Regions from separate parts of the Mus musculus genome. Here regions 2, 3 and 4 are each linked to region 1. Evidence: chromatin loops called from intact Hi-C (ENCODE). Cell type or tissue: left cerebral cortex. All regions are shown on one strand. Region 1 overlaps Mthfsl (5, 10-methenyltetrahydrofolate synthetase-like). Region 2 overlaps Mthfs (5, 10-methenyltetrahydrofolate synthetase). Region 3 overlaps Zfp949 (zinc finger protein 949). Region 4 has its middle 32 kb from the start of Tmed3.

Evidence for each region. Peaks named below come from ENCODE experiments on the same cell type or tissue, not always from the same donor. Only the 100,000 strongest peaks of a DNase experiment are listed, where the experiment ranks them.
Region 2: a loop joins it to region 1, with 10 times the contacts of the local background. A loop is called at or near these places in 21 of 42 quality-filtered maps.
Region 3: it touches region 1 in a loop (3.0-fold over the local background); 8 of 42 quality-filtered maps call a loop at or near these places.
Region 4: it touches region 1 in a loop (5-fold over the local background); 2 of 42 quality-filtered maps call a loop at or near these places.

Annotation. Positions count from the first base shown.
Region 1 is chr9:88,705,335-88,713,334 of GRCm38, forward strand. All of the region lies in intron 2 of Mthfsl (5, 10-methenyltetrahydrofolate synthetase-like), which reads right to left. Among named protein-coding and RNA genes, the nearest start is that of Mthfsl, 10 kb to the right of the region's middle. In left cerebral cortex, no CTCF peak of the experiment used is centred here; DNase peaks (open chromatin) are centred at 4,123 and 4,717.
Region 2 is chr9:89,214,518-89,222,517 of GRCm38, forward strand. It overlaps Mthfs (5, 10-methenyltetrahydrofolate synthetase), which reads left to right. Exons shown (of 3, transcript NM_026829.2): 2 at 692-953. Among named protein-coding and RNA genes, the nearest start is that of Mthfs, 7.3 kb to the left of the region's middle. In left cerebral cortex, no CTCF peak of the experiment used is centred here; no DNase peak of the experiment used is centred here.
Region 3 is chr9:88,551,977-88,559,976 of GRCm38, forward strand. Zfp949 (zinc finger protein 949) reads left to right here. Exons shown (of 6, transcript NM_001142943.1): 2 at 740-885; 3 at 2,400-2,568. The coding sequence starts at 2,554. Among named protein-coding and RNA genes, the nearest start is that of Zfp949, 8.0 kb to the left of the region's middle. In left cerebral cortex, no CTCF peak of the experiment used is centred here; a DNase peak (open chromatin) is centred at 4,625.
Region 4 is chr9:89,669,526-89,677,525 of GRCm38, forward strand. No RefSeq gene overlaps it. Among named protein-coding and RNA genes, the nearest start is that of Tmed3, 32 kb to the right of the region's middle. In left cerebral cortex, CTCF peaks have their summits at 388 and 4,921 (motif pointing left); DNase peaks (open chromatin) are centred at 552 and 4,914.

The DNA.
Region 1 (8,000 bases):
AGCCAGAACAGAGCTTTGTCTTCTTCCTCCTGTGGCTGCTGCCCGATTAGGTGACGTCACTTACAAGCCCAGGAAGGAAATTCAGCTGAATATACAGCAACAGAGCTTGCTTTGTCCCTTAGACAACAAGCAACAAACAAAGCAAAAAACAACAACAAAAAAAAAAAACCCCAGAGTATTTTGCAAGTCTACAGAACTCTAACAGGAACTGACCCACCCTACACTGGCCCAGCACCACCCTAGAATCTGCATAGATATAAATAAGAAAAGGAAAATTCCAGATTTCCCTTATATATAAGTTTTGTTACCATTAAAGCCAATGAGAGGTAAGAGTTTCCAGAAGTTACTTGCAGTGCGGACAGCTAACATTCAACCACTGCCATCATTTCCCTTCTTGCTTACCTCAGATGTGATGGCAAGATCTGCAGAAGCCATTTCACAAGTAGAAAAGAAATGCCAATAAAATGGTAGCCTATACTCTCATGCATAAAAATAGGTAATAAATATGCCCCCTCCTCTTTCAAACTGGATTTCACAAGATTTCTGTTCCTGTTAGAATAAAATGTCATTACCAACAAAACTGTAATAATCAAATATATTAACCTACAAAGAAAGTTTTAATAAATTCCAAAAGTTCTAAAGTATTTGTGTTCAACCTTCTTAATGTTGTGACCCTTTAATACATTTGCTCATGTTGTGATGACCCATAGTCATAAAATTATTTTTTGTTGTAACTTCATAACTGTAATTTTGCTACTGTTATGAATTATAATGTAAACATCTGTGTTTTGCAGTGGTCTTAGGTGGCCCCTGTGAAAGAGTCATTTAATCCCCAAAGAAGTCGTGACCCACAGGTTGGGAACTGCTTCCCGAGGGCAACAGATAAGAAAATGGTTAGGATGTTTAATAACATTTAATAACTTTAAATATTGCTTGGACCAATGAAGCATTTAATACCATTAAGATAAAACAGATAACAATGAGTCCAAAACATTTATATTAAAATATTAACTATTTTTATATTTGTACTAATATACAGGGAGGAATGAAAATAAAGGAATAAGGAATCAGAAAGATGTTACAGTGTAATAGCAAGCTAAACAATATTGACTGCTTGCATGATTAAAACAGAGTAGGAAGGGCATGGTGGCACACGCCTTTAATCCCAGCACTCGGGAGGCAGAGGCAGGCGGATTTCTGAGTTCGAGGCCAGCCTGGTCTACAGAGTGAGTTCCAGGACAGCCAGGGCTATACAGAGAAACCCTGTCTTGAAAAACCAAAAAACCAAAAAACAAAAAACAGAGTAGGAAAAGGGTAGACAATAAGAAGATGAAGGAAAAAGTTGGGGGAGACAAGGGGAAGGCAGATAGTAGGAGAGAGGAATGGAAAGGGAAACGAAGGTCTCTGGGGAGGGAAAGAAATACTGGAATTCCCTCTGTGCCCTTCCACATCTCTGTCCACAGGAGAAGTTTTTCGTAGCTCCCTGGCCCTAGCTCTGAGTGTTTAGAACCTAAATATTTCACCCAGCCAGTCCTTGAGCAGCCTTTTCCTCCTCAACCAATCACCCTTGTTAACACCGATACTCCCCATCCCACCTCCTCACTGGACCCCTGGCCCTCTGCATCCTTAGCCTGTCAGCACACTGACCACTGCAGGAAGTTAAGAAAATAAATCTACTGAACGAAGCACAGATGTCTCAAAACTCTTTAGAGTTCACATCACTGGACTAGGTTACTTGCCTATTATACTATTTTAGGAATAAAACCTAACTGTGAGTCTACCAGAGAGGTCATTCAATAAATATCATATATGGTTAGTACTTTATTATAACAACTAATAGCCTTTTTTAAAAAAAAAGTATTGAGCTGGGATCCAGTTAGACAAGGGCTTGCCTAGCATGCCTTGAAGACCTGAGTTCGATCCCCAGTATAGCATAAACAAGGAATAGTTGTAGATACCTAAAATCAAAGTACTTGCTAGGGTCAGAAATAAAGAATCAGGAGTTCACAAGGTCAAGGCCATCTTTAGCTACTTGGTAATTCCAGGCCAGCATGGAGTATAAGAGACTCCACCTTAAAAACAAAACAACCCACTAAAGTAAATAAAATGAAAATAAAAAAAAGAAACTGAAAAGTATCTAAAAGTTAGAAAATATAAACATGAAATCCTTCTAAATCTGTCCACCTTAGCCTTTCTATTTCTTCATCTATGTATTCAAAGAAAGAATTTGTGTGTGTGTGTTGTTTCAGAGGAGACATACAGTCTCACTATGTAACTCAGGCTGGCCACAAACTCACGAGGATACTCCTGCCGTAGTTTCCAGAATGCTAGAAAAACAGGCAGTTGCAGGCATGTCCCATCAACCCAGTTTCCTTTCCTCTCTTAACTCTTTCCTAAAACATATAAATATCTAAAGCAATAATTATACTGCACTGCTGGATGCATAGTATATAGAAACATAATTTATATGATACAAAAGGGAGAGGGACTCATACAGAAGCAAACCCCCTGTATTTTATTGGAATTTAGTAAACACAGATCTGAAACAGACTGAGCTATATTATAAGCTATATTACATTCTTTAAGAAACAGCACTCGGGAGGAAGAGGCAGGCAGGCGGATTTCTGAGTTCAAGGCCAGCCTGGTCTATAGAGTGAGTTCCAGGACAGCCAGGGCTACACAGAGAAACCCTGTCTCAAAAAAACAAAACAAAACAAAAACAAACAAACAAACAAACAAACAACTCCAAAAGAAAACACTAAATTTCTTTTAGACAGAATTTAAAAATCAACAGGGGCATTAAGAGAGTTGACACACACAAACTCCCTCACTTTGTATGCCTCGATGTTTACACGACCAGTAGTTCCCAAACACCTGCATTAGTGGAACTGCAGAGAAGGCTGAGACCCCTGGCAGGGGTGAGACCTGACCCTGCACAGATACAAAATCACTTCTATTTAAATATTTTTTGGTTTTCCTTGAAATTAGTATCCTTATGGTCCATGAATTGCTTTTATTTTCAACCATGTATTTCACGGTGACTGTGTTGCTGTATATAAAAAGTCATGTGAGTTTCTGTTTGTGTGTTTGTTTTGCTAGGTCTCCATCAAAATTAGCAAATGTACCTGGTTAAGAAAATGTACCTGTTGGTCTTATTGCTTTGTAAGGTCACCAGATAATGAATGCCCTTTTGAGAAAGACATCTAAGCCAATAGCTTTACAGTGTTTTAGAACTTACTGGAAGAAAAATATCAGATCCATTTCATGATCAGCACACCTAAATAAACATTTCCTCCCAATTTCTTTCTGGTTTGGTTTTTAATACTTCTTAAGGAAATTAAAGCCCACTGATGCCAGGTATAGAACTGCACATCCTGGTACCCCAACTCCAAAGACTGGGGATAAAGCATCGTAAATGTAAGGACACTCTGGGCAACCTAGGAAGACTCTGTCTCAAAACAAACCAGTGTGGTGACTGATGAGGAAGCTGTTGGTATAATGCTTACCAAGCACACACAGTGCCCCAGGTTGATCTCCAGCACTAAACACATGGGGACAGTGGCATGCATTGTGGCCTCAGCATCTGAAAGGTGCAAGCAAGTTAAAAAGTTCAAAGTCATCACATTCAGTGAAGTAGCAAGTAAGGCCAGCCTGGGCTACATGAAATTCTGTCTCAAAATCAAACAAAGCCATTAATGAGTCATGGATTGAAGTTACAAAACTCTGCCCTATATAATACGATAAATGGCTTCATGCCAGAGTTTTGGTAAATGGTCCGGGCTAGCTGAGCCACTATACTCTGATAATTCTAAATTTCACCAAGTGAACTTCACTGCTTAGCCCGAAATAATGGGACAGGTAATCACAAGATACATTTCACTTTCCACTGCATCTCATAGCTCATTGCCCACTTCACTCAATAATACCACAGTGGTCTGTTGACTGTGCTCTGTTCTCGGTTTGTATACTTTCTGTGAAACGGTAGCTTTCAGGCTGTGCCTTATCTACCTCATACATACCTTTGTCTCCTTTTTGAGTATGGTAAGCTCCAGTTCCATCTCCAGCAGTGCATAAACTGGGCAAGGTGGCAGATACCACCACGTGTCTGGAGAGTAGCCACCAAAGTCATCCTCGGCTACACAGTGAGCTCTAGGCCAGCCTGGGCTACGAGACCTCAAGACAAAGGGGCTGGGGATGGCACTAGAGTGGAAAACTAGAGAACTGGATGGCCTCCCCCTCTCGTTAACTGCCTGTGTGTCCTCCAAAAAGTCACTTGACCTCTCTGGGCTACAGCTAACTCATCGGAATAAGGGAGAGACTGTATAAAGATGGTAAGAAATTGTTCTGCTTTCTGCAATTCCTACATGGAGGGAATTTTCTCTATAATCCAAAGAAGGAAGCTACTCCAAGAGCCATCAAAATAGATAAATGTGCACATATGACAATGACAACAGCCTTGATTTACTTTTAGCTAAAACAAGCCATGTCAAAACTTCAGTAAAATCAACAATGTTTCTGTTGTGTGAAGGAGATGTGGTTAAAGGTTTGCTAAAACACTTCCTGTAAGAGCAGTGCTGCTACAAATCACACTGAAAACAGCAAATCGTGCCGGATCTTTAGCAACTCTCTTCTTTGCTTAGTATAAACTAAACCAAAACCAAGTGTTCTCTCCTGAGCATGTGACAGTCATCTGTGTGGCAGTGTCCCTGAGTCACTGCTTAATATAAACTAAACCAAAACCAAGAGTTCTCCTGAGTATGCGGCAGTCATCTGCGTGGCGGTGTCCCTGAGTTTCTGCAAGTAGCTGAGACAGTATGGCCTGGTCCCCAGGACTATGGACATCCCTGGCTTCAGTCTAATAATTAACACATTTGTTCAGCATACAAAAGAGGAGATATAGCAAAAGTATTAACTTCATCTGATCTGAGGCATAACAATGATCTCAATGTACCCCAGGGCACAGAAAGAACCATGGTGCAGTAGGTCAAGATCTGCCATCTCGCAGGAGTGGCACAGTCTAAAGCGAGACAGTTGTGATCATCCAGTGGCTATTAGGATACAGAAGCACTTACTGACAGGGAATTAGAATTTCCTAGTAATATCATGCTGCAAGGAGGGAAAGGTTAAAGCCTGGTGCCAGTTGGCGAGGAACCTCTTTTCTGCTTTTCCCATGAAGGAACTGGGGATGGGGGGAGGGGGCAAGCCTGGCTTGTTGTGCTTCTAGAAACCAAGCTTTTGATCCTAAATACTCCATTAACAAAACTGCAAATTCTGCTTCTTACCAACCTTTAACACAATACCCATCACAAATACACAAGGCCTCCAAGCCAATCCTCAGCCTCCACTGCAAGTGTGGCAACATCAGCAGCCAGGCAGCATCCCATGATTCTCTTAACTCAATGACTTTCCCAAAACCAGCCCCGAGAGACTGAAAATCCCAGGACCATCATGCAGGAAGGCCCTGACCAAATCAGAGATAATGTTGACATTTTACATATGATATAAATAATAAAAAAAAATCACAGCATCTATAAAATAATCCCCATGTATTCTTTGTAAGTTTTTAATTCAGGTGTTCTTCATGTATAAAGGACTGATCATCTATTCATCTATATTAGTATTGTCTGAACTTATAATAAATTCAGATTTACTTTGAGAACTTTCCAGTTTGAATCAACATGTTGCGAAAGTTATTAGGGTCAGAGCATAGACCCTGGCAAGCAAAACAAGCCAGGCTCAGCCACTGCCCTCAAAAGGTCAATTACACAGACAACAGTACAAAACAGAGAGAGGAGATTAATCCACTGTGGCCATACTGGAAGGAGGAATCAATAAAGAGGTGCAACGAACGCCGCCCCACCCAATCCTCTGCTGGTCTGGCCATGATGTTCACTCTTTGAGTATGCCTCTATTTACTCATTTGGTTGGTTATTCTGTTAGTTACTGGGGAAGGAATCACATGTTACTAAACATGTAGGAAATCTCAAGTCAAGTTGCTGGAGTCGGTTTTCTCCTCCCATTTGGGTTCCAGGATCCAAGTCAAGTCCTCAGCCTGGTGAGGAGGAACCTTTACCTACTGAGCCATCCTGCCAGCTCCAAGGTTTGCATTTCAATAGCAGGCAAGCTTTGTATGTAAATAAGCAGTCCCACTCCCTGGGTGGTCATTGTCCATCACTGTTCCCACTCCAGTTTCTCCTGCAAGGTAGTCTGGAAAGGTATCAGAATTGTGTGAAATCTCTCCTTGGGAGACAAATTCCTCTCCTGGGAGGCACCAGCCTTCAGCTTTTTCCATCTCTTGGCATGGGATTTTTGAAAAAGTTCCTTAGGACCATTGCTTCAATAATCTGATAACTGAAGGAAAAGGCACCTTGTCTCTCTCCTTAGCCTGTCTTCCTTCCTGCTTGGATGACTATACAGACTATGAACCAAATGATAGGAGGTACCAGGGATACAGTATCTTAGACAAAAATCTTGCCCTATAGAGACAAAGTCTATTAGAACAAAAAGAAATATGCTCCGAAGAAGAATTAATAAAACGTGGGGATTAATGCTAAGTGCCAAGGACTTAAGAATCACAGAGAAAAAGACTAGGGTGTTGGGAGCAGCCAGGGAAAATATTCAGTACTCAATGATGATGACAACGTTCTACTGATTCCTCCTGACAACACACTGTGTAGTATTTAACTGTATATCATCCTACTTTGTTCTCACTACAAAACGGCTTTATTAGTCCCAACTCTTGGGGCCTTTCAGCTTTTTAGTCATTTTCCAAATTCGTAAGTAATTGAACCCAGCTTACAATTTGAGGGCCAGGGATCTCAGAGCCTGGACTACAATATTCTAGCCTGAAGAAACACATGACACATTCCAGCCTAGAAAACAGCAAGCCTCATTTTCACAGAAGGCTGTGTACATTATAACACAACTCTAGCAAAATAGAAGGCACAGAAGCAAGGGCACTTTCACAGAGCAACTGACATCATCTCACTGTATCTCGACAATAGTCTAGGGGTAGGCTTCATAAGCTCCACCTCCAGGTGAGATATCTGGAATTCACAAGAGTTCAGGAACAGAGGTCATAGTTAGAAAGGAGGAAACTATAGAGATCAGTCCTGAATCCCTCACCAACAACAGTGACGAAATGCTATCCTCCAGCTGAGCACTTTGGGAGAAGGAGAGGAGCCACACTGGCGAGAAGCAGAAAGCAAGGGGAAACAGTGGCTCATTCAGTGGCCTGGACTTTAGAGTTAGCCAAAGTCCAGCTTTTGTCCACAACAGATCAGCAGGAAGTACTGTTGGCCAGAGACAGAGATCATTATAGTATCCAGGAAAAAAATCTAACAGATGGGTGAGCTGTATAAAAAGGCATCTGAGGGAAACCAATATGATCAGGAAACAGTTTGAAAGTCATTCTAGGGGAATAGTCAGTGTGACCAGTCAACTGGGGACAAAAGGTCACTGGGATCAGAAGCAGGTGATAAAAATTGTACAAAGCGGGATTGGGGAAATATCTGAATGGCTACGAAGGCTTGCGGCTTAAGCATGAGGTTCACTCCAGGTGCAGTTGTGCCTGTAACCCAGCATCATAATGTGGAAGAAAGAGAAGGATACATTGGGGCTTTGTCACTGCCAGCCTAGCTCTGGACTCAGTGTGAGACCCTTGTTCAAAGCCATAAGGTAGAGGGTGATAGAGCAGGGCACCCAACACCCTCCTTTGGCTTCTACATACAGCTGTGCACACACATACATAGAGCACACACATGCACTGCACACAAATATATACCAAAGAAATATCCAGTAATACCTAATAATTGGATGGTTAAAAAAGAGAGACAAGGATAATTTTATGGGTACATGCTAGCTACAAACAGAAATATATAAAAAGAATAAATTTATGAATGTGAAATCAAGGAATGGTGGAACATCTTGATGTTTAATGCAAAGCTGAACGGGGCAGCTCATAGGAGAGGGCCTGTGTAGTGCTAGCAGAAGCCCACCTC
Region 2 (8,000 bases), 510 kb after region 1:
CCACTGTCTGATGAGCGATTCCACTCAATGTGGATTCTTGCACCAGGAGCCCTTTGCCCCCATTTTAATGAACTCTGTGAGCACCTAATTGAATGGAATGACACTGGTTGAGCTAAGAAACCGTTACCAGTGTGTTCTCTGTGGGAGAATCCGTCCTTTAGGATACATAGGCAGTGACTGACCCGGGACTCACCATATAGACTGAAGTGTTGATGTGCGTCCCTACAGATGTAGCAAAGGTTCTGCAGAGCCCAGTAAGGTTAGGTCTCAGTGGGACTTAAATGGGGAAAATCAATGGGAGAAATGTCCAATGATCCAAGGACTGGAAATTTTGTGAGATCCCAATTTCATAGAAAAAAATAACCCCCAAATCCTCGAGTGAGTCCCTGAGGTGTACTGTCAGGAAATAGAAACTGGGTTCTTATCTGGGATCTGAAGATAGACAGCTTTTCATTCCATGACTTCTTAAGGAATTTCCATAGGGTCAAGCATAGGCATAGTGGAGAGATGAAGGAGTCAAGTATGCAAATCTTGAGTCTTGAAATAAAAACCAGGTATCAGGGTGCAGTGTCAGCTCACCGCATCACTCCTTGAAAAAGGCCGAGACAAAAGGGAGGAATTGGTAAGAGAAGTTACTAGTTTATGAAGAATACAGTCTTAAAAATTAAAACTGCCATCATTTCCCACTTAGGTGATTGCCCACAATCAGTATCAGAATTCCAAAAGAATTTCCATCTTTCTAAGCATGCAAGATGAAGTTGAGACGGAAGTAATCATCAAGGACATTTTCAAACAAGGCAAAATCTGCTTCATCCCTCGGTACCAATTCCAGAGCAATCACATGGACATGGTGAGGTTAACGTCATCTGAAGAAATTGCTTTACTTCCCAAGACATCTTGGAATATTCATCAGCCTGGTGAGGGAGATGTTCGGGAGGAGGCCTTATCCACTGGTAAGGCATCTTTTCTCACATCCAAACACTTACCTTGGTGCACCCTCTTTCCTCTGATCTTGGAAGCTAGCATGGTCATACTTGGCTAGCGTGGGAGAACTGATATCTTTGTATGTTTTGATGGTTTCACTGGATTTGTTTTTCTTCTCATAAAAATCTTTTCTCCCTCACCCCTTTTGTGTATTTTGTGAGACAGGGTGTCACTATGTAGGCAAGGTTGGCTTCAAACTCTCAAAGTCCTACCTCCCCAGTGCTGCGCTCATGGGCCTACACCAACTCTCCGGCTTCTACCAGATATCTTTATCTATTTTTTGGTCAGATCTATTGTATGCCTAGGAAGCTAAGGCCCAGTGCCTAAAAGGACTCACCCTGAAGCTGGGAAGACAGAAATTCCATGTTAATAAAAGTATCTCAACTTGTACTCTACATTAAATATAAGCATCAAATTAAAAAAGACATTCAATCAGTTCAGGGGTTGGTCTTGCAAATGTGCACCCCTTACATGGGCTTCTTCATCACCATCCTCTTCTCTCCATCCATACCATGTTTGTGGCAGCAGTTGTGGCTTTTGCTCCTGTGATACAACCCAAGTTGCAGTGGAGTAGAGTATGAGGCTTTAGAGTCTTTCAGCTGTGGTATGAGGCAGCGAACCTGCCCCCCCCCCCCCCACTGTTGTTTGCAGAAAAGTCTGCTGAGCAGGCATGCTTTCTGTTATCTCTTCACGTCGAAAACGTGCAGTTTTCCTTGCATCAGCAGTTTAGAAAGTGGCAAGTTCAGTGCTAAAGCCTAAATCAAGCCTCACAGTGTTGGAGGTGAGCCAGTGGGAGTGCAGATCATCTCTGCTGCAGCCTTTGCTGTCTACTCGTCTTCCTGGTTTGCCTTTGTTATCTCACCTTAGAAAAGGGTGAACTTGTAGCCAGAGTTGCAGTTACAGATTCTCAAGTAAAAATTTCTTGTAAGGTTCTTGTCTTAGGTTTACAGGATACAAAACCAGCTGGTAAGTGAAAATAGAGGGTCTGTCTCTTTACTGAATTTATCCTTAAAATGAGGGCTGCTTAGACAATTGATTAGCCGGAAGTTTTTCCATTGAGAATGTGTAATCTGGTTCAACCACTATCAACTTGGCATAAGCACAAGGGGATAATATTGGTCCAGAAACTGAAGACTACACAGACAAGGCAGCTCCAGTGTCTCTGGATTAGTGTCTTTAGAAGTCAGTCTATCTTTGTTGAGACTCTTTTTCTGTCGATGTTAGTTTTGTGTTCACTGTGGCTCATGGCAGCTTGGACTTATAACACCCTTCGAGCTAGAATTCCCAGCAGAAAAGAGCAAGTCTGGGTTTCTAATAATCCCAATAAAATTCTGGTCCTAACTCTTTTTGCTTGAGGTGGTCATCCCTGAGTGAATTACTATGGATAGATACAAAATTAGTTTATTGGCTCAAGCCTGGGTTGTATACAAACGTTCCTGACTGTTTTCTGTGACTGGGGCAAAGGACCTGTAGCCACCTCTTCAGCCCTCCTCAACCACTGTTTCTTTAGTAAGACTGTGTGGTTCCTGTAGAATTATAGGAGAGTAGGCATTGGTTTATCACCATCTCGCACAAAGTCTTTATATATATATTTAATGAAAACTTTATTATAGAGAGCTTGCAAATAAAAAATGCCACAGAATCATGATATGCATGAGAGCAGGCCAATGAAAATATAATTGTGTCACAAATTTGAAAGTGGTTTGTTTGTTTGTTTGTTTGTTTGTTTGTTTTGGTTGAGATGGGATCTCAGTACAAAGCCAGGCTGGTCTTGATCTCACAATCCATAAGTCTCAGCCTCCAAGGCTTCTAGACCTTCATAGCCATCTGGCTGGTAAATAGTTATTAAGAACTTAGTTCAGTGGTTCTCAATCTTCCTAATGCTGTGTGACCCTCTAATACAGTTCCTCATGTTGTGGTGAGCCATAAAATTATTTTATTTCTACTACTTCATAACTGTAACTTGGCTACTGTTCTGAATTGTAGCATGATATCTAATATGCAGGATATCTGGTAGGGAACCCATGTAGAAGGGTCATTCAGCCCCCACAGTGATGGGGAAGTCACTGAGTGTCTGTGAGAAGTGTGATGGAGACCTGCTTCCCACAGGGGTAGAGTTAACTAGCTGTGGTTCTCATAGAGGTGGGCTTCTGCTAGCACTACACAGGCCCTCTCCTATGAGCTGCCCCGTTCAGCTTTGCGTTAAACATCAAGATGTTCCACCATTCCTTGATTTCACATTCATAAATTTATTCTTTTTATATATTTCTGTTTGTAGCTATCATGTACCCATAAAATTATCCTTGTCTCTCTTTTTTAACCATCCAATTAGTAGGTATTACTGGATATTTCTTTGGTATATATTTGTGTGCACTGCATGTGTGTGCTCTATGTATGTGTGTGCACAGCTGTATGTAGAAGCCAAAGGAGGGTGTTGGGTGCCCTGCTCTATCACCCTCTACCTTATGGCTTTGAACAAGGGTCTCTCACTGAGTCCAGAGGTAGGCTGGCAGTGACAAAGCCCCAATGTATCCTTCTCTTTCTTCCACATTATAATGCTGGGTTACAGGCACAACTGCACCTGGAGTGAACCTCATGCTTAAGCCGCAAGCCTTCGTAGCCATTCAGATATTTCCCCAATCCCGCTTTGTACAATTTTTATCACCTGCTTCTGATCCCAGTGACCTTTTGTCCCCAGTTGACTGGTCACACTGACTATTCCCCTAGAATGACTTTCAAACTTGTTTCCTGATCATATTGGTTTCCCTCAGATGCCTTTTTATACAGCTCACCCATCTGTTAGATTTTTTTCCTGGATACTATAATGATCTCTGTCTCTGGCCAACAGTACTTCCTGCTGATCTGTTGTGGACAAAAGCTGGGACTTTGGCTAACTCTAAAGTCCAGGCCACTGAATGAGCCACTGTTTCCCCTTGTTTTCTGCTTTTCCCCAGTGTGGTTCCTCTCCGTCTCCCACAGTGCTCGGCTGGAGGATAGCATTTCATCGCTGTTGTCGGTGAGGGATTCAGGACTGATCTCTATAGTTTCCTCCTTTCTAACTATGACCTCTGTTCCTGAACTCTTGTGAAGTCCAGATATCTCACCTGGAAGTGGAGCTCATGAAGCCTACCCATAGGCTATTGTCGAGATATAGTGAGATGATGTCAGTTGCTCTGTGAAAGTGCCCTTGCTTCTGTGCCTTCTATTTTGCTAGAGTTGTGCTATAATGTACACAGCCTTCTGTGAAAATGAGGCTTGCTGTTTTCTAGGCTGGAATGTGTCATGTGTTTCTTCAGGCTAGAATATTGTAGTCCAGGGTCTGAGATCCCTGGCCCTCAAATTGTAATCTGGGTTCAATTACTTACGAATTTGGCAAATGACTAAAAAGCTGAAAGGCCCCAAGAGTTGGGACTAATAAAGCCGTTTTGTAGTGAGAACAAAGTAGGATGATATACAGTTAAATACTACACAGTGTGTTGTCAGGAGGAATCAGTAGAACGTTGTCATCATCATTGAGTACTGAATATTTTCCCTGGCTGCTCCCAACACCCTAGTCTTTTTCTTCTGTGATTCTTAAGTCCTTGGCACTTAGCATTAATCCCCACGTTTTATTAATTCTTCTTCGGAGCATATTTCTTTTTGTTCTAATAGACTTTGTCTCTAGAGGACAAGATTTTGGTGTAAGATACTGTATCCCTGGTACCTCCTATCATTTGGTTCATAGTCTATAGTCATCCAAGCAGGAAGGAAGACAGGCTAAGGAGAGAGACAAGGTGCCTTTTCCTTCAGTTATCAGATTATTGAAGCAGTGGTCCTAAGGACCTTTTTCAAAAATCCCATGCCAAGAGATGGAAAAAGCTGAAGGCTGGTGCCACCCAGGGGAGGAATTTGTCTCCCAAGGAGAGATTTCACACAATTCTGATACCTTTCCAGACTACCTTGCAGGAGTAACTGGAGTGGGAACAGAATGGACAATGACCACCCAGGGAGTGGGACTGCTTATTTACATACATCACTTGCCTGCAATGAAATGTAAACCTTGGGGCTGGCAGGATGGCTCAGTAGGTAAAGGTTCCTCTCACCAGGCTGAGGACTTGACTTGGATCCTGGAACCCAAATGGGAGAAGAAAACCGACTCCAGCAACTTGACTTGTGATTTCCTACATGTTTGGTAACATGTGATTCCTTCCCCAGTAACTAACAGAATAACCAACCAAATGAGTAAATAGAGGCATACTCAAAGAGTGAACATCATGGCCAGACCAGCAGAGGATTGGGTGGGGCGGCGTTCGTTGCACCTCTTTATTGATTCCTCCTTCCAATGTGGCCACATTGGATTAATCTCCTCTCTCTGTTTTGTACTGTTGTCTGTGTAATTGACCTTTTGAGGGCAGTGGCTGAGCCTGGCTTGTTTTGCTTGCCAGGGTCTATGCTCTGACCCTAATAACTTTCGCAACATGTTGATTCAAACTGGAAAGTTCTCAAAGTAAATCTGAATTTATTATAAGTTCAGACAATACTAATATAGATGAATAGATGATCAGTCCTTTATACATGAAGAACACCTGAATTAAAAACTTACAAAGAATACATGGGAATTATTTTATAGATGCTGTGATTTTTTTAATTATTTATATCATATGTAAAATGTCAACATTATCTCTGATTTGGTCAGGGCCTTCCTGCATGATGGTCCTGGGATTTTCAGTCTCTCGGGGCTGGTTTTGGGAAATCATTGAGTTAAGAGAATCATGGGATGCTGCCTGGCTTCTGATGTTGCCACACTTGCAGTGGAGGCTGAGGATTGGCTTGGAGGCCTTGTGTATTTGTGATGGGTATTGTGTTAAAGGTTGGTAAGAAGCAGAAATTGCAGTTTTGTTAATGGAGTATTTAGGATCAAAAGCTTGGTTTCTAGAAGCACAACAAGCCAGGCTTGCCCCCTCCCCCCACCCCCAGTTCCTTCATGGGAAAAGCAGAAAAGAGGTTCCTCGCTGACTGGCACCAGGCTTTAACCTTTCCCTCCTTGCAGCATGATATTACTAGGAAATTCTAATTCCCTGTCAGTAAGTGCTTCTGTATCCTAATAGCCACTGGATGATCACAACTGTCTCGCTTTAGACTGTGCCACTCCTGCGAGATGGCAGATCTTGACCTACTGCACCATGGTTCTTTTTGTGCCCTGGGGTACATTGAGATCATTGTTATGCCTCAGATCAGATGAAGTTAATACTTTTGCTATATCTCCTCTTTTGTATGCTGAACAAATGTGTTAATTATTAGACTGAAGCCAGGGATGTCCATAGTCCTGGGGACCAGGCCATACTGTCTCAGCTACTTGCAGAAACTCAGGGACACCGCCACGCAGATGACTGCCGCATACTCAGGAGAACTCTTGGTTTGGTTTAGTTTATATTAAGTAGTGACTCAGAGACACTGCCACACAGATGACTGTCACATGCTCAGGAGAGAACACTTGGTTTGGGTTTAGTTTATACTAAGCAAAGAAGAGAGTTGCTAAAGATCCGGCACGATTTGCTGTTTTCAGTGTGATTTGTAGCAGCTCTGCTCTTACAGGAAGTGTTTTAGCAAACCTTTAACCACATCTCCTTCACACAACAGAAACATTGTTGATTTTACTGAAGCCATTTATCGTATTATATAGGGCAGAGTTTTGTAACTTCAATCCATGACTCATTAATGGCTTTGTTTGATTTTGAGACAGAATTTCATGTAGCCCAGGCTGGCCTTACTTGCTACTTCACTGAATGTGATGACTTTGAACTTTTTAACTTGCTTGCACCTTTCAGATGCTGAGGCCACAATGCATGCCACTGTCCCCATGTGTTTAGTGCTGGAGATCAACCTGGGGCACTGTGTGTGCTTGGTAAGCATTATACCAACAGCTTCCTCGTCAGTCACCACACTGGTTTGTTTTGAGACAGAGTCTTCCTAGGTTGCCCAGAGTGTCCTTACATTTACGATGCTTTATCCACAGTCTTTGGAGTTGGGGTACCAGGATGTGCAGTTCTATACCTGGCATCATTGGGCTTTAATTTCCTTAAGAAGCATTAAAAACCAAACCAGAAAGAAATTGAGAAGAAATGTTTATTTAGGTGTGCTGATCATGAAATGGATCTGATATTTTTCTTCCAGTAAGTTCTAAAACACTGTAAAGCTATTGGCTTAGATGTCTTTCTCAAAAGGGCATTCATTATCTGGTGACCTTACAGAGCAATAAGACCAACAGGTACATTTTCTTAACCAGGTACATTTGCTAATTTTGATGGAGACCTAGCAAAACAAACACACAAACAGAAACTCACATGACTTTTTATATATAGCAACATAGTCACACGTGAAATACATGGTTGAAAATAAAAGCAATTCATGGACCATAAGGATACTAATTTCAAGGAAAACCAAAAAATATTTAAATAGAAGTGGTTTTGTATCTGTGCAGGGTCAGGTCTCACCCCTGCCAGGGGTCTCAGCCTTCTCTGTAGTTCCACTAATGCAGGTGTTTGGGAAGTACTGGTCATGTAATCAGCGAGGCATACGAAGTGAGGGAGTTTGTGTGTGTCAACTCTCTCTTAATGCCCCTGTTGATTTTTAAATTCTGTCTAAAAGAAATTTAGTGTTTTCTTTTGTTTTTTTGTTTGTTTGTTTTTGTTTTGTTTTTTTGAGACAGGGTTTCTCTGTGTAGCCCTGGCTTTCCTGGAACTTACTCTGTAGACCAGGCTGGCCTTGAACTCAGAAATCCCCCTGCCTCTGCCTCCTGAGTTCTGTTTCTTAAAGAATGTAATATAGCTTATAATATAGCTCAGTCTGTTTCAGATCTCTGTTTACTAAATTCCAATAAAATACAGGGAGTTTGCTTCTGTATGAGTTCCTCTCCCTTTTGTATCATATAAATTATGTTTCTATGTATTATGCATCCAACAGTGCAGTATAATTATTGCTTTAGATATTTATATGTTTTAGGAAAGAGTTAAGAGAGGAAAGGAAACTGGGTTGAT
Region 3 (8,000 bases), 150 kb before region 1:
GTGTTGAAGCCCAGCATCTGAGTGTGATCTGCAAATGCTTTCCCAAAGATGAAGGTGCCCAAGTTTTAAACACTTTCCAAACACCTTGTCCTGAGTATCCTCTGGTTGTCATCAATACATTCTGTACATGTGTAACCTTAAAGGTATGAAATGGACATACATGTCTTACTTAATGCTAGCATTCTGTCAAACAAAATTCATAAGGCAGGGATGAAAATAATAGGAGTCTATCCCTGTTGTAAAATGAAGAAATCAGATTGCACCAAACTTGTTCTCTAAACCTGTATGTGCAAACCTATATGACTTCAGCTATCTCTCCCGTGGCTTTCAAACTGTGCGCATCTAGTTACAGAATACTTCTTATTGTATTTGTCATGCTTGGATACCATTTCCCATTCCCCAATATGTTAAAATAATACAATTCTAAATCATTAAATGTATCATCCTTGCCAGGCAGTGGTGGCACACATTTTTAATCCCAGGACTCAGGAAGTAGGGTCAGGCAGAGCTCTTAAGTTCCAGGATCGCATGGTCTACAGAGTGAGTTCCAGGATAGTGAGGGCTACATAGAGAAACTTTGCCTCAAAACATAAAACCAAAACTAAAGGCATCAGCCTTTCTTGTACAGCAAGTCAACAAAAATAGTGCTTTAAAGATCAAGTTTTGTTTTCTCACATTCCTGTAGATCAGTATCTGGACTGGTCTCAGCTGGGAAATGACTGTATTTTCCTGCCTTCAGTGTCAGATGAAGTTGATGTCATCAGTGCTTTGAGGCTGCTAAGTTCTGGGTGTTCAGTCCCACATCCAGTGGCTCCTGCTGAGTCTTCTCAAGGCTCTATTTCCATCAAGCTAGCACCAAGGTTCGTTACAACATAGCTGTGTCCGGTAAGTAAATGCCAGTCAAGAAACTCTTTTCAGCCGGGTGTGGTGGCGCACGTCTTTAATCCCAGCTCTCAGGAGGCAGAGGCAGGCGGATTTCTGAGTTCGAGGCCAGCCTGGTCTACAAAATGAGTTCCAGGACAGCCAGGGCTATACAGAGAAACCCTGTTTCGAAAAACAAAACAAAACAAAAAAAAACCCAACTCTTTTCAACTCTTTTCAATTTTAGGTTGTCTTCACATTTGCCTAGTTCCTCTTGGTCAAATGAATCAAATGGCAACCCCCATCTTATTCTTGGGAACTAAACAAGGGTTTGGATACATGGAGATGCCCCATTTGAAAACATTACTGTAACGGTGCCCTATATGAAGTGTGTATTAGCCGGGCGCGGTGGCGCACGCCTGTAGTCCCAGCTACTCGGGAGGCTGAGACAGGAGGATCGCTTGAGTCCAGGAGTTCTGGGCTGTAGTGCGCTATGCCGATCAGGTGTCCGCACTAAGTTCGGCATCAATATGGTGACTTCTCAGGAGTGGGGAACCACCAGGTTGCCTAAGGAGGGGTGGACCGGCCCAGGTCGGAAATGTGCATTACTTAAATTTTTTTCCTGTATAAGCATGGGCAAAACCCAAAATCTTTAAATCTGCATATTTCCCATGAAAATGAATTGTATAAAAGAAGCAGTAATGTAGAGGAAGTGCCCATATCGAGCCCTTTGGATGGATTAATAGAATATTAAATTTTAGTGTTAATGGTGGGAAAATATAATGACTCTGTTTTTTTAAAAAAGATTTATTTATTTTATTTACTATTTTATGTAGCTGTACAGATAGTTGTGAGCCTTCATGTGGTTGTTGGGAATTGAATTTTTAGGACCTCTGCTCACTCTGGTCAACCCCTCTCGCTCTGGTCAGCCCTGCTGGCTCCTGCCTAAAGATTTCTTTATTATTATAAATAAGTACACTGTAGCTGACTTCAGACGATCAGAAGAGGGTGTCAGATTTCATTACGAGTGGTTGTAAGCAACCATGTGGTTGCTGGAATTTGAACTCAGGACCTTTGGAAGAGCAGTCAGTATTCTTAACAGCTGAGCCATCTTGCCAGTCTGACTCTAGTTTTAATTACTATCTTTAAGAGGGAATGTTAATTGTTACCCAATTGCTTATTAATTATAGATGAATGTATTCATTAACTGAGTCATGAGTAATGACCGTGAATATGTGAATATGGTTCATTGTCAATGTGTCTTTGTTGGACTGCTTTGTAGATGGGTCTACTTTGTTCCTTTATTTTTTTAAATTTATTTATTTTATTTTTAAGTGCATTGGTGTTTTGCCTGCATATGTGTCTGTGTGAGGGTGCCAGATCTTCATGAACTAGAGTTACAAATAGTTGTGAGCTACCTTATGGGTGTTGGGAATTGAACCTGGGTCCTTTGGAAGAGCAGCCAGTGCTCTTTATCATTGAGCTCTCTCTCCAGCCCCCAGGGACTGTTTTCTTACATTTTTTTTCTTCTTCTTCAGCTAATTGCACAGTGTTTTGAGTGGAGAATCTAGGACCAAGCCATGAATATCCTCTCACTCTCATGATTATACGATTCTCCTTCTTTCGAGTGTATCCCAGTATCCTCTGCGTGTTTCCAGGGGCAAAACCAAAACCAAGCAACTTACAAACATCATGAATGAATATGTGGTGAGTTATTTATTCCCCAGTTTACTATCTGTTGTTATTTTATTTGTATTCATAGTCTGACCATCAGTAAGACCTGCCTAAATTTACAGAGAGAATTAAACTTTAAATCCTATTAGTAGTAATTTAGCAACATTTAGTAAATCATAGTTTTCCTTATTGCTACAGATCATTAATATTTCTCCCATGTTTAAAATATCTTTGGCCACAGTCATTTCCACCATGATGCTTTGCCCCTTACGGAGCTGTTTGAAATCATGATTAAGTTGATTCTTAGTACCTGTTAACCCCGCCCTCCATACACATCCAGTGCGTAGTGAAGAGGCTGCAGGTACATCCGTGGTAGGCACTTGTAGAAGGCAAGGTGCGGGGGTGGGGTGGGGGGGCGGGGGGCGGCGAGGCGTGCCCTGTGCACACTGATTTACTCCCATTAGGCACCTATGCCAGTTCTTTGTTAGAAGCCTAGTCCAGGTCCGTGCTTCATGTATCTTCATTCTGCCTTCTGGCTCTTGCAAGTTTCTCAGTTGATATTCTCTTTCTCTAGCAAATACCTAAGTTTGCAATTGGCTATCTTCTTTCACTTATGTCAGCCGAATACTCAGAGGCCTCCGTTCCATTTAGTCTGTGTGTTCGTGCACGTTGGGACTCCAGCCAAGGGTCTGAACGCATTAAGCGTTCATTCCCTTATTACTGACTACGTCCTGTACTGTCCCCATTTCTGCCTCCTCCTTCTTCCTGTGCTTTCTTTTTTCTGACTGTGGCCTTTATTCTAGGAAACGATGCCCAAGTAAATTCTTTAAAAAGTACAATTTGGGGCTGGAGAGATGGCTCAGCGGTTAAGAGCACTGACTGCTCTTCCGAAGGTCCTGAGTTCAAATCCCAGCAACCACATGGTGGCTCACAACCATCCATAATGAGATCTGATGCCCTCTTCTAGGTGTCTGAAGACAGCTACAATGTACTTAGATATAATAATAAAGAAATCTTAAGGAAAAAAAAAAAAGTACAATTTGCCGGGCGTTGGTGGCGCACGCCTTTAATCCCATCGCTTGGGAGGCAGAGGCAGGCGAATTTCTGAGTTCGAGGCCAGCCTGGTCTACAAAGTGAGTGCCAGGACAGCCAGGGCTATACAGAGAAACCCTGTCTTGAAAAAACCAAAAAAAAAAAAAAAAAAAAAAACCAAAAAAAGAAAAAAAGAAGTACATATTTAGAGGTTACACAGAAGTCTCCCACATTAGCTGCCTTGTTTCACGGAGTCTAACTAGGTCTGTCCCACTCACTTTCTTCAGTGAGAAGGTCTTTGAGAGCTTGTGTCCTTTTACTAAACACTCAGTTGAATCCTTGCAGGGAAGCTGTTGTATTTCCAGCTCAGCAAATCCTGTTTATTTATTTTCCCTAATTGATACTTGAAATTTTAGCAACCTTTATGAATTTTAACTTCTGATTATAGAAAGCAAGCAGAGAGAAAGATTCAGAAAGGGCTAGAGAATATAATGCACAAGGATATGGCCGAATGATCTATTTCCTCTAACTGGTTGCAACTTCCTGAAGTTTCCATCACTTCTAAAAATAGTGCCACCAGGTTAGAATCAAGCATCTAATTCTTTTTTTTTTTTTTTGGGGGGGGGGGGGTTTGTTTTGTTTTGTTTTTTGAGACAGTGTTTCTCTGTATAGCCCTGGCTGTCCTGAAACTCACTTTGTAGACCAGGCTGGCCTTGAACTCAGAAATCCGCCTGCCTCTGCCTCTCAAGTGCTGGGATTAAAGGCGTGCTTCACCACCGCCCGGCTCAATGCTGTTCAAGTATCTAATTCTTGAATCTGAGGAGGATCTTTCATATTCAAACCATGTATCAGAACCATCCTGAAAATGTGACAACTTAAAATAGTTTATGACCTCTGGTTCCGTGTTAGGAATTCTTTGCTGGTTGGCTTCTCTACAGTGATCTTGCGGCTGGAGCAGGTTATTGAAAGCAGTGCTGGGGTGATAGCCAAGAGCACTCTAGGTTGGCTGGCAGGGCAGCTGCAGGAGGTTCCATGTGCCTAGGAAGGAGGGCTCTTTCTTAGGGATTTTCCATGTGCTTTACCAGCGTTGTCTCAGGATAGTTGGCTATCTAGTGTCTGGCTTCCTAATGGTGCTGTGTGACTTCTAGAAGCCTTGTCTGTGAGTTTCCCAGATGGTGGCTTTGCCATGTTTGCTCACTGACCAAACCATTAGTTAAGGGCAAAGCTTAAGCCCATTGTCCACCAAAGATGGGGGAATTGCCCAGGCGTTCTGGCCTACTTCCAGAAGTTGCTGTTTTGTTTGTCTCAAGCTCATTTCAGTGTTCTTCGTGAATACTTCCTTAGCTCAAAGGTTATTTCAAAGTATAATATTTAGTTTTTGAACATTGAGTCGATCCTTAACTCTTGCTTTGACATTGGTTTCTAATTTAAAGACTTTATATTCAAAGAATATGTGGGATTTTATTTTGGGGATTTGTGTTGATGATCAACATGATGGTTTGCTTCGATGATGATTCTGTTTCATCTTTTATAAGAAGGACAAGATTTTGTCATTAAGATCTGCCTTATTCCTTATGTCGTAGCCTGTGTCCCAATTTCTTTTGATTTCTGCCTGGGAATGGAACTCGGGTCCAGAATAGTTCTGACCCTTAACTGCTGAACAGAGCATGTGGGTTGTGCGAGTGTGTGCGAGTGTGTGTGTTTGTATGCTGTATTACTAGCTTTTAAATTTGAATTTCATTGATTTATTCTTTGAATCTTACCTTTTTCTTATTTTATTGTTGTAGTCAATTTGTTTTTGTTTGTGTTTTTTCTCTGCAAAGGTACAAATACAGTCAGCTTATTCTTCCTAGTTCTCCGGGCCATCAGCTCCCCTCTAGGATCAGTTTATGCTGTGTGCTACAATTTTTCAATCTTACTAATTTTTAAAAATTCAGTTCAAAATATTCCTTTTTAAGTGTGTGTGTGTGTGTGTGTGTGTGTTCAAGCACACATTCCTATGTGAGTACAAATCAGCTGAGCCATTATGCCAGATATCCAGTTCAAAATATTCTAAGACTTTTACTTATAAAGGTCTTTCCAATCCACGCCCTATCCAGGAGTAATTTGTTTAACCTTATCCCACATTGGAGAGCCTCTACCTGTGGAATATGAATTTCACAAGCATTTTCCAGGTTTTGTTTGTTGTGTGTGTTTTTTCCCTCTGTTATATCTGGAAACACCCCTGTGTCTTACTCTCTTTTATGTCTTCTGAGTACCCCACATCCTTTCTAGTTTTCCTAGGGGATGGCTGTTGAAATCCAGATCTGCTCAGTTCACATTCCTGTTGTGATGTGACTTCATTGCATTGCACTGCGATTTTGGAATTAGTATGTCTTACAATTAACAAACAAAAAGCAGTTACTTGTATGCAGCAAAGAAATATTGGAATATCAGAGTACCTGCTTTTAATTTGTAAGGAATACCAACAGACATTTAAAATTTCCTGTTGAAATTAGTCTAGAGATGTAAATACAGAATCATTCCCTACACAATAAGTTCCTGCAATTTAAAAAATATTTATTGATTTAAAATATAGGAGTACTCTCTTTGCATGTACATCTGCATGCCAGAAGACAGCATTAGCTCTTTTATAGATGGTTGTGAGCTGCCATGTGGATGCTGGGAATTGAACCGAGGACCTTGGGAAGAGCATGTCTTTGGCAGCTAGCTCCATTCCATTGGCTTGGTCTAGTAGGCTGGCTTTGCTGGTTGGGGCTGAGCCACTCTTTGTCCTTTTGTGAGGGCTGAGCTGCAGGTCCCAGCTTGGATCTGAGCCTATTGGCCCTACCTCTGAATCCTGTGGGGCGTGCCTTAAGTTCTGGCTCCCCCTCAATATCTGCTGCTGAAAGGCCTCTCTGCCTGCTCTCTCTTACAGGGACTCATCTTCCTCCCTGGCTCGGGAACTGCATCTAGCTCTGGGAAGTGCTCGTTTCCTACCTTTGCACCTGAGACCTTTTTCTAATACCCGAATCTTTTGTCTAAACCTGGATTCTGTGCCTGACATTGGATGCTATTTGTAACCATGGGCTTTTCCATTCTTGTCCAGTTCTGGAAATAACTCTGAGACTTAATTATATTTGAATAAACAACACCTAGGCCATATGCTTGGGCATATTTCCCAATTAGTTCATAACTTAATTAACCCATTTATTCTATTCTATGAGTGCCACATGTCTGGTTACCTCTTCTCAGTGTCATGTGTCTGTCTCCTCAGAGTTTGGGTCAAATCTCTTCCCTGCTAGATTCTATCTCAGAGTTCCCTCTCCCTAATGGAACTCTCGTCTCTTATTTTCTGCCTCAGCTCATTGGCCAAACAGCTTTTTTATTGACAGGTGATGCTACCATACAGTACATGAGAGATTCTCTCTGCAATGTATAGGACCATTACTGCGGTGTGGGGTTGTTGTGTGATTGAGGCAGGGTTTTGAAAGAGAGTTGCACCATGCCAGATTAAGCAAAGGGTAGTCATTCTTTCAAAGGCTTCTGAGGGAAGGGGAATTCTTTTTCTTTTTTTTTGTTTTTTTTCTAGACAGAGGTTCTCTGTATAGCCCTGGCTGTCCTGGAACTTTTGTAGACCAGGCTGGCCTCAAACTCAGAAATCCACCAGCCTCTGCCTCCTAAGTGCTGGGATTAAAGGCACACACCACCACTGCCCGGCGGGAAGGGGAATCCTTGTAGGAAGCAGATTTGGTTAATATACGACTGTGCTGCATAACTGAGGTAGGAGAGTGGGACATATGTCATTCTTTCCTCCGGAAAGATTCTTCCCAGCCCCAGTGCTCCCAGAAATAAGACTCAGACTCAAAATCCCGCTGGGTGTGGTGGTGGTGCAAACCTTTAATCCCAGCACTCAGGAGGCAGAGGCAGGCAGTTCAAGGCCAGCCTGGTCTACAAAGTGAGTTCCAGGACAGCCAGGGCTACACAGAGAAACCCCATCTCAAAAAGACAAAAAAAAAAAAAAAAAATTCCCTTGGCCGTATAGCTAGGGTCAACTCTGACGAGATCATAACCTGGATAACCCAATTATTTTAACATACATTCTGCCACCTGGCTGGTTAGCTGTGCTCAGGTACCATGTATCCATCTCCTCATATCTTCCTAGGCCAATCTTATCTGACTCTATCCCAGAATTCCTTCTGCCTCTCAGGTGTCCCATCTCCCATTTTCTGCCTAAGCTATAGGCCATAAGCTTTTTAATTGAAAGGTGATACATTCATACAATACACAATATCTTCTCTACAATTCCCCCTTTTAGTCCAGTAAGAGGGTTTTTTCCTTTCAAACATAAATTGAAAACAGTTATAACAATTATGAGACAATTATGGAAACTATTATGTAGGATTTATATTCATAATTTTCTACCTATTTTCTGTTATCTATCCTATCTTGGT
Region 4 (8,000 bases), 960 kb after region 1:
GGAGAGATGGCTCAGCTGTTAAGAGCACTGAATGCTCTTCCAGAGGCCCTGAGTTCAATTCCCAGCAACCACATGGTGACTCACAACCATCTGTAATGAGATCAGATGCCCTCTTCTGGTGTGTCTGAAGATAGCGACAGTGTACCCATATACATAAAATAAATAAATATTTTAAAAAGAATATATATATACATATATGTGTGTGTGTGTGTGTATGAAAAAGAAAGAAGCAAGCAATAAAGATGGTGAGGAGAAATAAGTCCATTATATCATAAACATTACTCCATTAATATAGAGTCTGGGTAAGGTTTTAAATGCTGAGTGAAATCCTCTCATTGACATTTCAATGGAGTAATGGATACTCATCAGACTGGAACGCCAGCCTGTGGATCTGAGAACTGCTCCTGCAGTCCTGATTGGGCTTCAAAATACAAAATTGGTTTGCAAACTTTACTCCCCCTGTATTTTTTTTTTGAAACACTCATATTGGCTGCAGAATGATGAGTCAGTTTCACAGGCTTCTGAGCCAGAGAAACACCAGAGCCAAGACAAACGTGTCACAGAAAACACATGGGGCTCACAGGCTGGTTGTAGGAGCTGGCATCCTGCTAAGCCGACCACACAAGCTTTCTGACAGTGTGTACGCCAAATAACTTCCTCAAGAGAGCCTTTTTATTTTTGGAATAATTTTTTTAAAGACTTACTTTTAGGTCTCAAGTGATGGCTCAGCAGTTAAGAGCACTGGCTGCTCTTCCAGAGGTCCTGAGTTCAATTCCCAGCAACCACATGGCATCTCACAACCATCTGTAATGGGCTAGAATGCCCTCTTCTGATGTGTCTAAAGACAGCTGCAATGTACTCATATGAATAAAATAAATAAATTTCTTTTAAAAGATTTATTTTTATGATTTTAAGTATATATATGGTACACGCTCACAAATGAAAGTCCCCACAGGGGTTAGAAGTGTTGGGTTCCACTCCAGCTGGGGCTAGAGGCCGTTGTGAGCCACCTGATGTGGGTGCTGGGAATCAAACTCAGGTCCTCTGGAAGATATGTGCTCTTAACCACTGAGCCATCTTCCCAGCCATGAACTCATTCTTTGAAACTTAAACATATTTGTTAATATAACATAGAAATGTCACTTAGGACTTCGAATATCCATTGTTCATGTGGCCATCTCCATAAGAATACTTTCAGAAACCAACATTGCTCACTCTTCTACTGGTCGGATAGCTCTGTAGCACTCAGTATCCTAACAGTACAGTTAAGTTCGCACTGGAAGTCGGGGGTAGGGGAGGGTCCCTTCACAAGCATTGGGCTCTCTGTGTCCCTGGCAGGAATTCATCATCTGCTGACCATTGATTTCTCTTGTGTTTCCAGCAGAGTCGGACTAAGCCTTCCCTCCTTTCACACCTGGGCTAACAATCACCTCTGCTTCTCTACCTACCCAGATACTTACTGTGAGGCAGCTGTGAGTTCCCAAAGAGGATTGTCTACACCTGCCTTTCAGGATGGTTTGCTTTGTATCAGCAGTGTGCGGAATGTCTGCCCAGCTGCTCCAGCGCGGTTAGAGGATGGGCTCTTCAGCAGGGTTATTTCCATATTGCTCATGGCATTTAACAGAGAAGCCTTCACATAAAGCTATAAACAGTTACATTATTTTATTGATAGCATTCAGCTCTTAACCCCTAAAGCATAAAACCAGTTACGCCCCGTTCCATTCCCTGGAACTTGAACTTAGCAAGAACTTCCAATTCTGTTAATAGGCCAAATAGTTCTAAAATTCTACACAAAACTTCCTCTAAATACTTCAAAAATTGAACAATTAGGGAGATATAATTCCGTGATAAACTTTGCACTTAGCATGAGAAAGGGTCTAGGTGAAATCCCCCACACTAAATACAATATCAAAAAAAAAAAATCCAAGTAGCTTCTCTTTTAGGGACCAAAGAACTGATCCATCAAAAATTATTATACTGAAACCTTAAGAGAAAATGAAAAGCCAAAGAGGTAACTCTGGCACTCACAAAGGTCATTTGTTAATGGTATAGGATGCATTTGCGGCTGCAAACTTTTCTATTAAGGAAAATTCACTCTCCTCCCAACAACTATCAGTGACCCAGTATCTCCTCAGCTCGGGCTGGGAGCTCAGGCTCACCTCCCGCCTCTGTGCCATGATCTTGTCAGACTTGACCTTGTGCAGACATTGTGAGGCCTGGCACAGCTGCTGAGTTCATATGCGCACTGCCCAGTTGTATCTGGAAAGCCCGGCTTCCTCATAACCATCTCCCAACTCTGGTTCTTACACTCTTGCAGTTCCTTCATCCCTGATGATCCCTGAGCCTTTAAAGATGGAGTTGACCACATACCTAAGAGAATATGAGCAGCAGCACTAGTTGGTCTCTATGTGATTTTTAAAAATAAGAACACATAATCTAGTGGGTATGGAAGTAGACATATCTGGAAGGAGATAGGGAAAGGAAAGTAATGTTCAAAATACAGCGAATATTATCAGATAACTAATAAAAGTATTTTAGTTTAAAATTTTTCATCCAATATATTTTGATCATATTCTTTCCAGATCTTCCCCACCTCTCTACCCACCTAACTACATGTTCTCAGCATTCTTTCTCTCTAAAAGAGAAAAGAGAACCAAGGCAAATAAAAGAGATGAAAGTACAAAAAAATACAAACACACAAAAACAAACAAACCAACAAAAATCACCCCAACTACTCCCGGGCATTGCATGGTGTCTTCCGTGAAGTGTGATGGATAAACCTGTGGCATCCCATTGAAGGAAACTTCTTTTTCCCTTTCCCAGAAGGTGTTCATTGCAAATAGCTTCTTGATAAGAGGTGGGACATTGTGCCTACTTTTCCTTCTCTATGCTATGGTTCTGTCTGGTTTGAAGCTGTACAAGACTTGTGCTCGCCCTTAGGCTTCATCTGTGACTCATAACTTTACTTAAGATGCTGTGTTACTCAAGGATAAAACTTAACTCTCCAATTCACGGAGCTCATGCAGGAGGCCAACAAGCAGCCAGAACGTGTGAGCATCACTTGGTGAGCTTCCTGCAGCTCTTTGCGATGGTCTGGGTATTGCGAACAATCGGGTTCCTTGGAAATAAACTCAGCAACACTGGTGCCCTTGCATTTGACTTTCACCAACTAGGAGAAAGAATACACTTTTGGGGTAGGAACAAGTCTATGGTACCCAAGAAAGATAGTAGAAAGTAGAAAGGAGGTTCCCTGTCCCCATAGCTAAAAGCATTCCTCCCTAAGTGTGATATGGTCAGAATTCTGGGACTCAGGCTGGCCAACAGAACAGTGGGCTGGCAGTGCTAGTAAGAGTTTAGAGTGAAGAGAAAGCAGGGGTGGGGATGGGAGATGGAGATTGCCAACTAATAATAGATAGAGAGGGGAACTGTGCAAAGGAGACATGACTGGCCTCTGGCAGCTTAGGAAAAGACAGGGTCCCTCATAGAATTGGTGCTACCAGTGCAGGCTGGGTGCCCACAGCAAGATTTCCCCAAACCCTGAAACATTACATTTATTGTGAATTGGGCAGTGTGCTGATATGGACATTGGCATGTGGCAGCTCTAGGCAGACACTACTGTCAGCTATGAGAAGATAGGGCTCATCATGGCTTATATTATTGTGTAATTGTTGTAGCTGTTAGAATAATTGTGGGGAGAGCCTGCGGTCCTCCCAGATGCCAGCATCCATAGAAAGAAGCTGTCTCTAGGAACAGCACCTACTAAGCTGGCCATTTCATTCCAGTTCCCAACTCCTGAGACATAAGCCATCATCACAGTAAACCTACAAGCTGCAGGGATGCCTGCAGGGTGGCCTCAGAGTCCATCTTCCTGAGACAACCTGCCCTTCCTTTACCTTGACAAAGGCTTGGATGATATAGGGGAGACCCTTTACGATAATCTAAGCCCTGATTTTGTAGGAAGTGTTGAAGATAGAGACTCCATCCAAGGGGTTACTTTGGGCACAATGCAAATAATTTTACAGTTAGGGAAATGGGGGCTCAGACCAAACCACTTCCTGCTTAGTAGCAGAAGTGGTCACCTCTTAACCATGGTACAGTGTTCTTTAATGTTTGGCTTTTGAAACATCTTTCTATATAGTCCTGATGATTTGGTATTCACTATGTGACTCAGGCTGACCTTAAACTAATGGCAATCCTTCTGCCCCCATCTCCTGAATGCTAAGACTAGAGGCATGAACTACAACAGCAGGTGAACTGTGTGGTGTCCCTAAGGATGCAGCCTCTGATAGCATCAAGATTTTGACAAGCTCTCTGAGGGAGAAGAGAAGTAGTTTGGAAACAGTAAGAGCAAGTCAGAGAGTTGCCTGGTGGTAAATGTGAGCCTGTGAGTGTGCTGAAATGACTCTACAATCGCACAGCATCGTGCCAGGCCCCTTTGAGGCGCTGCGAAAGAATCAGGCAAGCGATATGACCATCCTGACAATATACCAGAGCCAGAGCAGAGCAGCTGTAGAAACTCTTGTCCTCCAGGAGGCATTCTGATGACGCTCCAAGCCTGGTCTTCCAACCTGGGCACCCTAGGGCCGGGGAATAACCTCCATGACATTCAGCAGTTGCTCTAGACCCAAGACACCCAAGGGGATACTCTAGTGCTACTGATACAACCTGGTCTTCACAGGGGGTTATGGTTCTATGGATCACCTGCTACCTCTTGACTATTGTTCTGCTGAGTGTGCATGTCCCAGACTGTCCCTGCTGAGGTTAGCAGGAAGCAAGGCTGAGACAGTCTCATTAGCTCCTGTCCATTGTGGGATTTTCTACTTCTGGTTCATGGGGGTCTGTGTGAATTGTTGCCTTTGTTCAAGCTGGCTATGCAAGACAGGTCACACCAACTGGCCAGAGTTTTAGCTCTGCTGCCACCTGGTGGTAGGAATTGCCTTTCACAGGAATTAGAACTTTCTGCAGCCTTACAACTGCTTAAAATGATCATATAGATCTCCTTCCGTGTCTTTTTAAAAAAATCAACTTGCTTTATTGATACACACAAGAAAGAAAAATCTGAATGTGCATTGTCTTGAACATACAGCATCCAACCCCACCCGAGGTGCCAAACAAAAGAATAATTTGAAATAACATCATGAAAAATAAGTTCTTTAATAAAGGCATCAGTTAGGTTCATCTAAGGCTCTGCTCTTTCAAGTATCGGAGGAATTTCCACGATGCTGAAGTGAGGTATAGGAGCCTACCTGTGTTGGCCTGGGTTATATCTGATTATATACAAACACCATGACAGGGAAAGATTTCTCATCTGCCAAAAAATTGTATTACTTTCACAGATGTATTAAAATTTGTTTAGATTAAATGAAATGTTAAGATTGTTCATAAAATTATCTCAGGGAGAGGGATTTCTTCAGTTTTGATGTATCTTTTCTTACCTTCTGATAAAAGAAACATCCTTCTCAATTTAATTATTTAGTGTCAGCATAACCGTTTGCTGTTGCATATGGTGTGCACTAATGCACACAGCTTTATGCCAAAGCTCCTCCACTGGTGAGAAGCCATGCTAATGACTGGATGGGGACCATGGTGGCGGATTGCCATCTTCCACGTGGTACAAAAGTTTTACAGATTTGGAAACAAATGAACAGAAACTAAACCAAAAAGGATGGCTAAAACAATCCTGGATAATGAAAGAACTACTGAAGGCATCACTACCCCCAATCTCAAATGATGCTACAGAGCTATAGTAATAAAAACAGAATAATATTGGCATACAAACAGACAGGTGAATAAATTGAGTCAAACTGAAGCCTTAGACGTAAGTTCATACATCTCCATATGTGATATGTGTGTGTGTGTGTGTGTGTGTGTGTGTGTGTGTGTGTGTGTGTGTTTATGAATGACCTGGAAACACACGTGGATAAAAGGTAGCATCTTTAACAAACTGTGCTGATCAAAGTGGACTGCTGCTTGTGGATGTCTCCAAATAGGTCCACATTTATCACTCTGCATAAAAACCTCCAAATGGATCAAAGACACAACATAAGGCCGAATACACTGCATCTAACTCCACTCTTTGTCTACTTTGAAGATAGCAAGGTGCCTTGGTCCTGAAGAATCCTGTATAAGTAAATCAGGAAATATTGGGAAATTCTTTAACCATGATTGGACAAATGAGAAGAGAATCCATAGCCTGGAATTCAACTAGAGAAAAAAAGAAAGTTGGATGCATTGTGGGTATAATGCAGGCAAATTAAAGTAATGGTCAAGAAAGGAGAATACTCCTGAATAGCATTGTAGCCCATTGGTAGAGCACTCGCCTAGCATGCACAGGGTCTTAGATTCAATCTCCAGAAGTACAGAGGAAAAGGGGAGGCACCACAAGGTTTAACTGAGGCTACCCAGTTGATTCCATGGTTGTGGAGGAGAAGGTCTCTGGGGAAGGAAAATCCTGAAGCCCAATAAGAATTTATTTTGCTTATCTCCATCTCCCCTCTCCCCTCTCCTCCCCTCTCCCCTCTCCCCTCTCCTCCCCTCTCCTCCCCTCTCCTCCTCTCTCCCCTCTCCTCCCCTCTCCCCTCTCCTCCCCTCTCCTCCCCTCTCCTCCCCTCTCCTCCCCTCTCCTCCCCTCTCCTCCCCTCTCCTCCCCTCTCCTCCCCTCTCCTCCCCTCTCCTCCCCTCTCCTCCCCTCTCCTCCCCTCTCCTCCCCTCTCCTCCCCTCTCCACTCTCCTCTCTCCCCTCTCCCCTCTCCCCTCTCCCCTCTCCCCTCTCCCCTCTCCCCTCTCCCTCAAATACACAGCCTCAATGAACCCTTTTAAGGCTACACACATTATATGTATGCAGTGTTCTTGAAATAGGTCCTACTTGGAATAACTCTTGGTAAATTAGTACAGTATTGGTAATTCTAGAGTCTAATACTTAATACAATTTCAAGATATTTAGGTTCATATGCTTTCAATTCATTACTCTCAAACCATTACCAGCTCATGTGTTTCCCTGGAGAAGCTAACTGGGAAAACTTTGCAGATATCTTTCATAGGACCTGGGACTGAGCTCTGCTCTGTGGAAGAACTGCTTGAATGTTCAGAAAATAGAACAACCCTAAAAGAGAAATGTGAGCCTTGTGCATGCCAAGCACAGATATTTTAAATATGACTGTCACTCAGAGAAGCACCAGAAGCTAAAAGGCTCAGCAACACTCCTCTCCTTTATTAACTCATAGATCCCTGAGATCCTGGGGATATGTGGCATTACTTTGAAAAATACTGCATTGACAATTCAGTTCTGTCACTTAGGGGTCATAAAATGCAGCATCATAATTTAATACTAAATGAGAGGACTAGAAATAGTAACAAAGGGAAATTATCAATCAGTTTCCAGGTAAGGAAACTGAAAGGATGCTGGGTGTTTTCAAAATACTAAAAGGGATGGAGGAGCCAAAAAGAAAAGCTAAAGCCAAATGTGATTAGCAAAGCAAAGAGAAGAAAGAGATGGTGTTCAGAGACTTGAATTTAGTTTTTCTGGGACTAAATTCAGCTGTTACAACTGCTTCATCAGATCCCTGGAGCCTACGCAGCATAGCCAAAGCTACGACTGCCATTGGCTGAAAGTGAACCTTCAGGTAAGGGATGAAAGCTGCTTTTCTTCCTTTTGAGGGAAAGCAAGTCTGCCTCTTCTAGCCAGGACCTGGCCCAGCTGGGCCTTCATAGTTCCTGAAGATCAACATCTGATGAAGTTTCCCGGGACTTGTGATGAAGCAAGATAGAAGATGCTTGTGCAATCAAGTATGAGAATACTGGTGTGCCACAAAAAAAACAAAAACAAAAACCAAAAACCAAACAGCAAAAACAAAAACAAACAAACAAAAACAAACAAACAAAAAACCTAACCAAACAAAATTTATCAAACAGCTGTTCCTGGTTCCTGTAGCTAGCTGTTGCTTTTTACTAGTTATGGTGGAAGGAGGGGTTCATGCATTTCTTCCTTCCTGCATTAAATG